2 separate regions of the Homo sapiens genome follow, and region 2 is linked to region 1. A link is an interaction called in ENCODE POLR2A ChIA-PET data of the cell type or tissue named here. Cell type or tissue: MCF 10A. All regions are shown on one strand. Region 1 overlaps EVI5 (ecotropic viral integration site 5). Region 2 overlaps EVI5 (ecotropic viral integration site 5).

Region 1 (5,000 bases):
TAAACTCTGTCTCAAAAAAAAAAAAAGAAAATAAATTATGAACTTACCTGTAACATCCCTTCCATGTCAAGTTGCATCAGTTCTGCCTGATTCATCTGAAGAAGTGCTAATCCTACACGAAACACTATTTCTAAACCCTGAGGAAACAAATTAAATAAATCCAAATTTATGTTACTCTTCCATCAACAAAAACGAGTCATTTGAAATAATACTAAGGTAAACATTTAGGGATCTAAACTAGGGGCTGGCAAACATTTTCTGTCAAGAGTCAGAAAGCAAGTATTTTAGGTTTGGTGGGCTATATTGTCTGTCAAAATTACTCAGTTCTGCCACTACAACCCTAAAGCAGACATACACGACATATAAATAAATGGGCAGGGTTGTGTTCTAGGAAAACTTTATAAAAAACAGGTGTGGAAGAATGGATTTCGCACAAAAATCTGTCCATCTGATTGGTACATGAATCACAGCTGACCAACTGTGATCTGAACTAATTTAGATAGGTAATACAAATTGATTTTCCCAAGATGTAATTAATAACAACATTGAGTTCACAGACTAGAAAACAAAGGATTACCTCTATGTGCTACTGACAAAAGGACAACAACCTGCAATGTGTTCATAGAAGAAACATGCTTATTACTTCTTACTCTTTGGATGACAGATGCATTTCAACAATATTAACTGTAAGACAAATTTTACCTCTCACTAACTTTCACTGTATGAGTTAGGAGGTGATAAAGAGGTATGATTAACAGTGTAGGCTCCAAACTGCCTATGTTTGAATCCTGGTTACAACACCACTTATGTATTGTGTGTCCATAGACAAGCTACTTAACCTTTCTCTAAGTCTCAACTTCCTCATCTATCATCTAACAAATGCAATAAAAACAGTATCTACCTGATAGGGTTATTATAAGGTTTAAATGAGATTATCCATGTAAGCAGTTTTGCATGGGACACATGGCTTTCCTTCATTGCTCTCCTCATTGCCCTGCTCTCACTAACTCAGTGACCCCTTTGCTCAGCTCCTGCTCTTTGTCTGCCCATTAGCTTACCTCAGACATAAAGATATCAAATATCCTTGTTGCAATTGGTAGTGGAAAAGTTGTAAGAAAGATAGTCAGAAACCAGGATGATGCATACATTGAGGTATGAAAACTCTGAGATTGAAAATGTACAAAGAGCTCTGGAAGATGCTCCTAAAGAGAAGAAAATAATTAGTTATAACACAGTAAAACTGAGTATTTTAAATTAGATTATATTTATACTAGATTAGCCTATACCAAACACAGATTAGATCAAGCATCATATGGAAAAGGTAAGACATAGACATTGAAACATCTGGGACAGTGGCTAGTATCTAGGAAAGAAAGAAGGGGGAAAGAATGTGAAGTTGGAATTTTGAGTATAACATTTAATTTATTAATAAAAAGAAACTGAATAAAAGTTTTATATTTGTTTAATCCTGTTGGTGGATACAAGAGTGACTGACATTTTCTATACTCTTCTATCAACTATAATATTTTAAAAAGACGTTTAAAAAGAAAATAAATGGTATGTTAAAATACTTTCAGGCACTATCTACCACTGATCACCCATTCTTACCTTCCTAAAGAATAGGAAAAATATTCAAAATACAGATGTTTCAGCAACTCTAGTAATTCAAAACATAAATGAGACTTTTTTTTTTTTTTGAGATGGGGTCTCACTCTGTCACCCAGGCTAGGGTACAGTGGTGTGATCTTGGCTCACTGCAACCTCTGCCTCCCAAGCTCAAGCAATCCTCCCATCTCAGCCTCCCAGGCAGCTGGTACTACAGGTGCACACCACCATGCCCAGCCAATTTTTTTTATTTTTAGTAGAGGCAAGGTTTTGCCATGTTGCCCAGGCTGGTCTCAAACTCCTGGGCTCAAGTGACCTGTCCACCTCAGCCTCCTAAAGTGCTGGGATTACAAACATGGGCCACTGCGTCCAGCCATAAATGACACATTAATTGAAAATATAACATTAAGAGAGTTTAAGGCTGCTAAAAACAAGCTTACTATTTCAGAAAAGAATTAATTAAGAATCATCTCAAGTCCAGGCACAGTGGCTCATGCCTGTAATCCCAGCACTTTGGGAGGCTGAGATAGGAAGATCACTTGAGCTCAGGAGTTCAACACCAACCTGGACAACAGAGTGAAACCCTGTCTCTACAAAAATTAAAAAATAAAAAATCAAAATAGATAAAAAACTATTCAGGTGCAGTGGTATACACCTGTAGTTTCAGCTATCCAGGAGGCTGAGGGAGGAGGATGGCTTGAACCCAGGAGGTCAAGGCGGCAGTGAACTGTGATTGTGTCATTGTACTTCAGCCTGGACAACAGAGCTAGATAGACTCTGTCTCAGGAAAAAAAAAAAAATCATCTCAAAACCTATTCTGGCTTTTTCTTTAAAATATATAAAAACAAAAAATATGTACCCCATAATGTACAACTATTGTATGTCAATTAAAAAATTAGCCAGGCACAGCGGTGGCTCACGCCTGTGATCCCAGCACTTTGGAAGGCCAAGGCGGGCGGTTCATGAGGTCAGGAGATCGAGACCATCCTGGCTAACATGGTGAAACCCCATCTCTACTAAAAAAATACAAAAAATTAGCTGGGCGTGGTGGCAGGCACCTGTAGTCCCAGCTACTTGGGAGACTGAGGCAGGAGAATGGCATGAACCCAGGAGGCGGAGCTTGCAGTGAGCCGACACCACGCCACTGCACTCCAGCCTGGGCCACAGAGCGAGACTCCATCTCAAAAATAAATAAATGAATAAATAAAAAATAAAATATAAGAACATTTTACATATCCCCTTGCTCCCACCACAGATGGGAAAAACTGGAGTTTATAAGGCTGCCAGGAGAGAGGAAACTAATAAAAATGGCTCTCATGCCAGCTGATTCATTCACCTATTTTCTTAAATTCTGCTCATTTAATTGAAATTGAAATTGAAATAAATGAAAATATTTACATTATAGCAAACTTAAATATATAAAATATAAAAATTAAATCCAGAAAGGTAAAATACTTCAAAGGTATTTTTCCCTTGATTTTGATTCTGCTCCTATTCTCTCCACCTTCATACAGTCACTAGATAACTTGAGTCTTAAACTAGCAACATAAGAAAACATTACAGGAAAAAAAATTACGGGCTAGCAAAAAATAAAAATAAAATAAAAGTAAAAAGGCAGAGGAGAGGACTCAAAGAGACAGTCTCCAAGTAAATGGACTGATGTCAGTGTAATATCATAAAGCTCCTGTAAGAGAGCTTAGACTACGTAACAATAATAGGATATAATAAGGAAATTCATGTGCTTAGGTAAGGGGTGTATAGTACATTTGGCAGAAATGCTTAAGGATTGAATATGAAAACTGGAGTCAAGTCCTAGACTGTGATCTACCTAATTTGAAGGGTCAAATTGTACATTAACCAACCAAAAAACAATCATGTAATTAAAACACTTACTTCTTCAAGTGCTTTAATGCTTTTAACATTAAATTTGCTTAGTTGGCACTCAGAACAAGATATAAAAAATATAAAGGCAATATGCCTTTTTATCAACACTGCACTTTTACCTGTATCATACATTCAAACTGGTACATACAAAGGCCCAATTCTGCCATACTTGGTTTAAAAAGTTCACGAAGTCTATAATCTTGCATTAATTTAACAAATACACAGAAAGCTTCTTCTTCTGGCATCTACATTGGAAGAAAAAAAAACAACATAGGTTAATGTTCTCTGATACACAAATAAACCAATGATATTTAAACTAAGTACACAGCCAACCACAAACATTGTTTGAGTGGCTGTGTGCTGCAATGTTAAGAGCAATGAGGTAAGAATCAGAAAGTTCTAGTCTCCCATTCTATCACCAAGAATGAGAAGTTAAACAAATCTTACAACCTCTGAAACCAACTGCCTCAACTTGCCTCATTCATTAATTCAACCCAAAATACTGATTTACAGCCAGATACTTTTCTCTCTCTGGGTATACACCAGTGAACAAAATAAACACAATCTCTATTCTCAAGGAACCTGAATTTCTAATGGAGGGAGACAGACAAGACATGGAATAAATCAACTAATATATATGTCAGATGGTGATGGATGCTACAGAAATAAAATAAAGTAGGGAATGCTGGGGAGACACACGGCTATTGATATAGATCAGGAAAGGTCCCCTGATACGGTAACAGTTAAGCAGAATCCTGAAGAAAGCAAGGGAGCATTTGAGGAAAGAACAGTTCCAGAAGACCAAAGAGTACAAAGGTCCTAAAATGGAATCACACTTGGCATGCTCAAGAAACAGCAAATAGAGAACTACTAAATTAGAATACTATGAGTGAAGGTTACATCATGGAGGAGAAATAACAGGGAACCAAAATGCAGAGGACTGTAGAGGCCACTGTAAGGATTTCGACTTTTACCTTAAGTGAGAGAGAGGGATTTTTGAGGATTCTGAGCAAAAAATCATATGACATGGTACAAGTATTAAAAGGACATATAAATTAAGTTTTCACATTATCTGAAATTGGGGTTTAAAGGTACCAATTTCACATTTTATGTGTAAATCACTAGGAAATCATATCAAATAAGATAATGAATGTGAAAGCTCTGTAAAGAGCTACAAAGATATTCAGAATACTTAGGCAAATAACTATCCAAATTGTTAAACCATCTTTCTCAAAATAATAAAATTTGCTAATTCTCATTCATTCCCGTTATACCAGTGTGTTTCAAAAGAGAACATCCCAAAGGATCTCCAGGCCTTCTTCTTACTGAAGACTGCTGCTAATAACAAGACATTTTTCCTGGCCTTGACACAGCCACGGACAGGGGGCCAAGAGTCACTCTTGGCAAAACCTGCACTTCTTCCTTCCTCTCAACACAGATGGCCACAATTCTACTTAGGAGACTATCTCTATTAATTCTATCAAGCCCCACAGCCCCACTGAATTATGTCA
Region 2 (5,000 bases), 170 kb before region 1:
ATACAGCATGAGTTTTAACACTGAACTTTGAACACAGAACTTTGATTTCTATGTTTAAGCTGTCCTCCAGAAAGGTGGCTAAGAATTTATACCTTTGCCAGGCGTGGTGGCTCGTGCCTGTAATCTCAGCACTTTGGGAGGCCAAGGCAGAAGGATCACAAGGTCAGGAGCTTGAGACCAGCCTGGCCAACATGGTGAAACCCCATCTCTACTAAAAATACAAAAATCAGCCGGGTGTGGTGGCAGGCACCTGTAATCCCAGCTACGCGGGAGGCTGAGGCAGAACTGCTTGAACCTGGGAGGCGGGGGTTCACTAGCCGAGATCACGCCACAGCACTCCAGCCTGGGTGACAGAGCAAGACTCCATCTCCAAAAAAAAAAAAAAAAAAAAGAATTTACACCCTCAACAACACTGTAAAGTTCTGGTTTCCCTACAACTTTGCATCACTTTTTTGCTTTTTCATTTTTGTCAGTTAGGTAAGTAAAAAGTTTAAAACATTCATTCATTCATTTATGAGACAGGGTCTCCCACTGTCACCTAGGCTAGAGTGCAAGGACACAATCACAGCTCACCGCATCTTTGAACTCCTGGGCTCAAGTGATCCTCCTGCCTCAGGCTCCTGAGTAGCTAGGAATACAGGAACACTCCACCACACTAACTAGTATTTATTTTATTTCTGTAGAGATGAGGTTTCACTCGGTTGCCCAGGCTGGTCTTTAACTACTAGCCTCAAGCAATTCCCTCACCTCAGCCTTCCAAGGTGGTGGGATTACCGTCATGAGCCACTGAACTTAGCCTGTGACTAACTTTTTTTGTAGAAGCAAGGTCTATGCTCCCTAGGCTGGTCTTGAACTCCTGGCCTCAAGCAATCCTCCTGCCTCAGACTCCCAGAGTGCTGAAATTATAGATGTGAGCCACGGTGCCTGGCCTTTAACTTTTTATTATGGAATATTTTTTTAAAAATACAGTGAATAATTTAGTGAACCCCCATGTTGTCATCACCTAGCTCTAACAATCATTAAAATATGCACTTTGTTTCCATGTTAACATCCCCCCTTCACCCTCACCCTGGCAACCATGGACTATTTAATTGGAAGCAAATGAAAAAGGATTTTTAAATAACAACCTTGGCCTGTTGAAATAGTTATATTTCAACATTTTAAAAAATTTATTAATATATTTTTTAAAAAATATATTACATAATCAAATTCAGTCCTTCAGATTATTTTATCTTCAAATACGGGTATATAAAGTAAGTAAAAACAAGTTTATGTTACAATCTTTGTTTCTTTCTAATGAATGTCTTCTAGTTTCTGTAACATTTAAAAATAATGTATTTTAGGTATTCATTAGATTTGCTATCTTCCAAATAACATCAGCAAAGAGTCACAACTACCAGAGAGACATTCTCACTGGCTATTCAACTCAGCGAGCTGCTCTGGAGTCCTTACTTCTGTGAGAATATTAGAGATGTTAAGAGTACCCTTCTGACTTGCTAATTCTCTACACCAGTAATTTGGTATGTATAATTACTGCTTGGGTGACTGGACATGGTGACTTACGCTTGTAATCCCAGCACTTTGGGAGGCCGAGGCTGGTGGATCACTTGAGGTCAGAAGTTCGAGACCAGCCTGGCCAACATGGTGAAACCCTGACTCTACTAAAAATATAAAAATTAGCTGGGTGTAGTGGTGCATGCCTGTAGTCCCAGCTTAGTCCCAGCTACTTGGGAGGCTGAGGCAGCAGGATTGCTTGAACTTGGGAGGTGGAGGTTGCAGTGAGCCGAGATAGCGCCACTGCACTCCAGCCTGGGTGACAGAGCAAGACTCCATCTAAAAAAAAATAAAAGAAAAAAAAAAAAGAAACTGCCTGGGTTTATTATTTAAAAAAAAAAAAAAAAGATTCTTGAGCCCTACTCTTGAACATATGAATTCAGCAGGACAGGCCCAGGAGTTTGTATTTTAAACAAGTACTCCAGGTGATTCTGAAGACGGTGGTCCATACACTGCTCTAAAGGAACTGGATTTGGGAATTGACTATATTAGACCATGTTAAGAAAATCTGATAAGGGTAAATAAATTTAGATGTAAAGATTCCTTGTTAATTTATCACTTCCATTTTCACACTGTCCACTGTCATATTTTTAAAATACTCTGGCCTAAATGTGGCCACACAACCAACCAGAGCAGGGAAAAATCAAAATGAAAATAAACATGAGGCTAGTAAATATTACCTTTAAGATATGACCTATTCTTTGGGGTTTACAGACACCTTCACCATCTAGTTTCAAGTCTAGGCCCATTAAGGTGTTTTGTGGGATTCATCACTGAAGCGCACCACCCAATTTTAGACATCTCAACAATCACAGTCTACACTTGAGAGAACATGTGTGTTTGGGTGAAACAGCATCAGAACCTTTTCTTTTCTTCTTCCTACTAAGTGTCAATCTTCAAGTTTTATTCCAAGGATCAGCTTCATATCCAGGTGACAAGCCATATTCTTTAAGGAATAACATGTCTACCCTTAGGAATATAGTCTTAGTTTACAGACACTGATAGATTAACTACTTTTTTTTTTTTTTTTTTAGACAAAGTCTCACTGTGTTCCAGGCTGGAGTGCAGTGGCGTGATCTCAGTTTACTGTAAGCTCTCTGCCTCCCAGACTCAAGCAATTCTCCTGCCTCAGCCTCCTCAGTAGCTGGGATTATAGGTGCCCACCACCACACCCAGCTAATTTTTGTATTTTTGGTAGAGACAGGGTTTCACCATGTAGGCCAGGCTGCTCTCGAACTCCTGATCTCAAGTGATCTGCCCGCCTTGGTCTCCCAAAGTGCTGGGATTACACGCAGGAATCACTGGCGCCCAGCCAGATTAAGTATTTTTTAATACAACTCAACAGCCATAGGAGAGACACATACATCGGGGTGTGCGTGTGTGGTAGGTTGCAAGGGACATTTTGTTATAATAAGATATGAGTCAGTTCAGAATCAGTGCCAATGACAATGCCTTTTTTTTTTTTTTTTTTTTGAGACAGAGTCTCAATCTGTTGCCCAGGCTGGAGTGCAGTGGCACAATCTTGGCTGACTCCAACCTCTGCCTCCTGGGTTCAGGCAATTCTCCTGCTCAGCCTCCCGAGTAGCTGGGATTACAGGCCTACGTCACCATACTTGGCTAATTTTTGTATTTTTAGTAAAGATGGGGTTTTGCCATATTGGCTAGGCTGGCCTTGAACTTCTGGACTCAAGTGATTCACCTGTCTTGGCCTCCCAAAGTGCTGGGATTACAGGGGTGAGCCACTGCACCCGGCCAACAATGCTATTTTGATAAAATCCCACTAATGTATCTTGATGTTTGTTGACTAGGTTAGTAATTTTAGGTTGACTTTTGGAATATTCTTATAATAATTTGTTTGAAATTTGTGGAATAAAAATGATTAGGTACCACTGCCAACATTTTAAAAAACATTCTTCATGATTAGCTCATCGGACGCTGGTACTATTATTATACCATCAGTTTACTGCTTCTTTCGGACCCAGGCTCTCATTAGAACAGTAGGAAAGTTTTGCTGTAATTATGTTCCCATTTTATTTATTTTTACTTTTTTCTTAGACCAGATATCCATACCAACCCAGTTTTAGATAGGTCTCAGAAGATTATCTCTATGGAAACCCAGGAGCTTTAATATAAACGTATACACACACAAACATACAAATGAAATATATGTTTCTTAAGGGCAGGCCCTTTCCAAGACTTTGAGTAGGGTTCTGGCTTCTAGAACAATGGAATCTGTACCTATTATTGTTTTTGTTTTTTTTTGAGATGGGGTCTCCCTGTGTCATCCAGGTTGGAGTGCAGTGGCACTATCACAGCTCACTGCAGCCTCCACCTCCCTGGCTCAAGTGAGCCTTCTGCCTCAGCCTTCTGAGCAGCTGAGATCACAGACATGTGCCACCACGCCCAGCTAATTTTTAAATTATTTGTAGAGATGAGGTCTTGATATGTTGCCCAGGCTGGTCTTGAACTCCTGGGCTCAGGTGATCCTTCCACCTCAGCCTCCCAAAGTGTAGGGATTACAGGCATAAGCCGCCGTGCCCAGCCACCAATTATTCTTTCTAGCTAGAAATTATCACATGGTGTCACATCTGAAAAGCCTAATTAGATACAGAAAGCATGTGCTTAAAATATGGAGGCAAGAGAGCATGGTAGGTCTGAAGAGCTGTTAAGCAGTTTAATGAAGAGCTGTTAAGCAGTTTAATATTAGTGTATGAGGGTGTTTGGGTTAGGGGGAGTGACATGGAGGAACCTTAAATGCATATTGCAAAGCAAAAGAAGCTTATCTGAAAAAGGCCAGATAGTGTATGATTATGACTACATGACATTCTGGAAAAGGAAAAATTATGGAGACAGTAAGCAGTGGTTGCAGGAGTTCAGGAAGGAGAAGAGGGATGAACAGGTGGAACACAGGGGATTGTTAGGCAGTGCAACCATTTTGTATTCTACTGTAATGGTGGATACATGTCATTATACACTTGTCAAAACATATAGAATGTACAACACAAAGAATGAACCCTAATGTAAACTATGGACTTCAGTTAATAATAATGTGTCAATGTTGGCTCATCAATTGTAACTTATGTATTAAGCTACTGCAGGATGTCAATTACAGGAGAAAGGCAGAAGGTGTTGAAGGGGCATACGGTAACTCTCTTAATTTTCCACTTAATTTTTAATTATTCTGTAACTCTGACTGTCCCCCAAGATGAAGTCTACTGATTAAGATGTTCAGTGTTTTTTTCCTATGGCCATAACGCTCTAATAGCAAAACCGCTTGAGAAAAGTTTGAGGCTATGTGTGTTTCAAGAATGTATTTAGGGCCAGGTGCGGTGGCTCATGCTTGTAATCCCAGCAGTTTGGGAGGTGGAGGCAGGTGGATCACTTGAAGTCAGGAGTTCAAGACCAGCCTGGCCAAAGTGGTGAAATGCTGTCTTTACTAAAAACAC

What was found. Peaks named below come from ENCODE experiments on the same cell type or tissue, not always from the same donor. Only the 100,000 strongest peaks of a DNase experiment are listed, where the experiment ranks them.
Region 2: POLR2A ChIA-PET joins it to region 1 with 5 read pairs; 2 of 35 experiments call an interaction of 5 or more read pairs at or near these places.

What each region holds. Positions count from the first base shown.
Region 1 is chr1:92,694,252-92,699,251 of GRCh38, forward strand. EVI5 (ecotropic viral integration site 5) reads right to left here. Exons shown (of 20, transcript NM_001350197.2): 6 at 3,609-3,734; 7 at 1,059-1,202; 8 at 48-137. Among named protein-coding and RNA genes, the nearest start is that of EVI5, 88 kb to the right of the region's middle. In MCF 10A, no CTCF peak of the experiment used is centred here; no DNase peak of the experiment used is centred here.
Region 2 is chr1:92,522,261-92,527,260 of GRCh38, forward strand. The region is part of intron 19 of EVI5 (ecotropic viral integration site 5); the gene reads right to left. Among named protein-coding and RNA genes, the nearest start is that of GFI1, 38 kb to the left of the region's middle. In MCF 10A, no CTCF peak of the experiment used is centred here; a DNase peak (open chromatin) is centred at 2,891.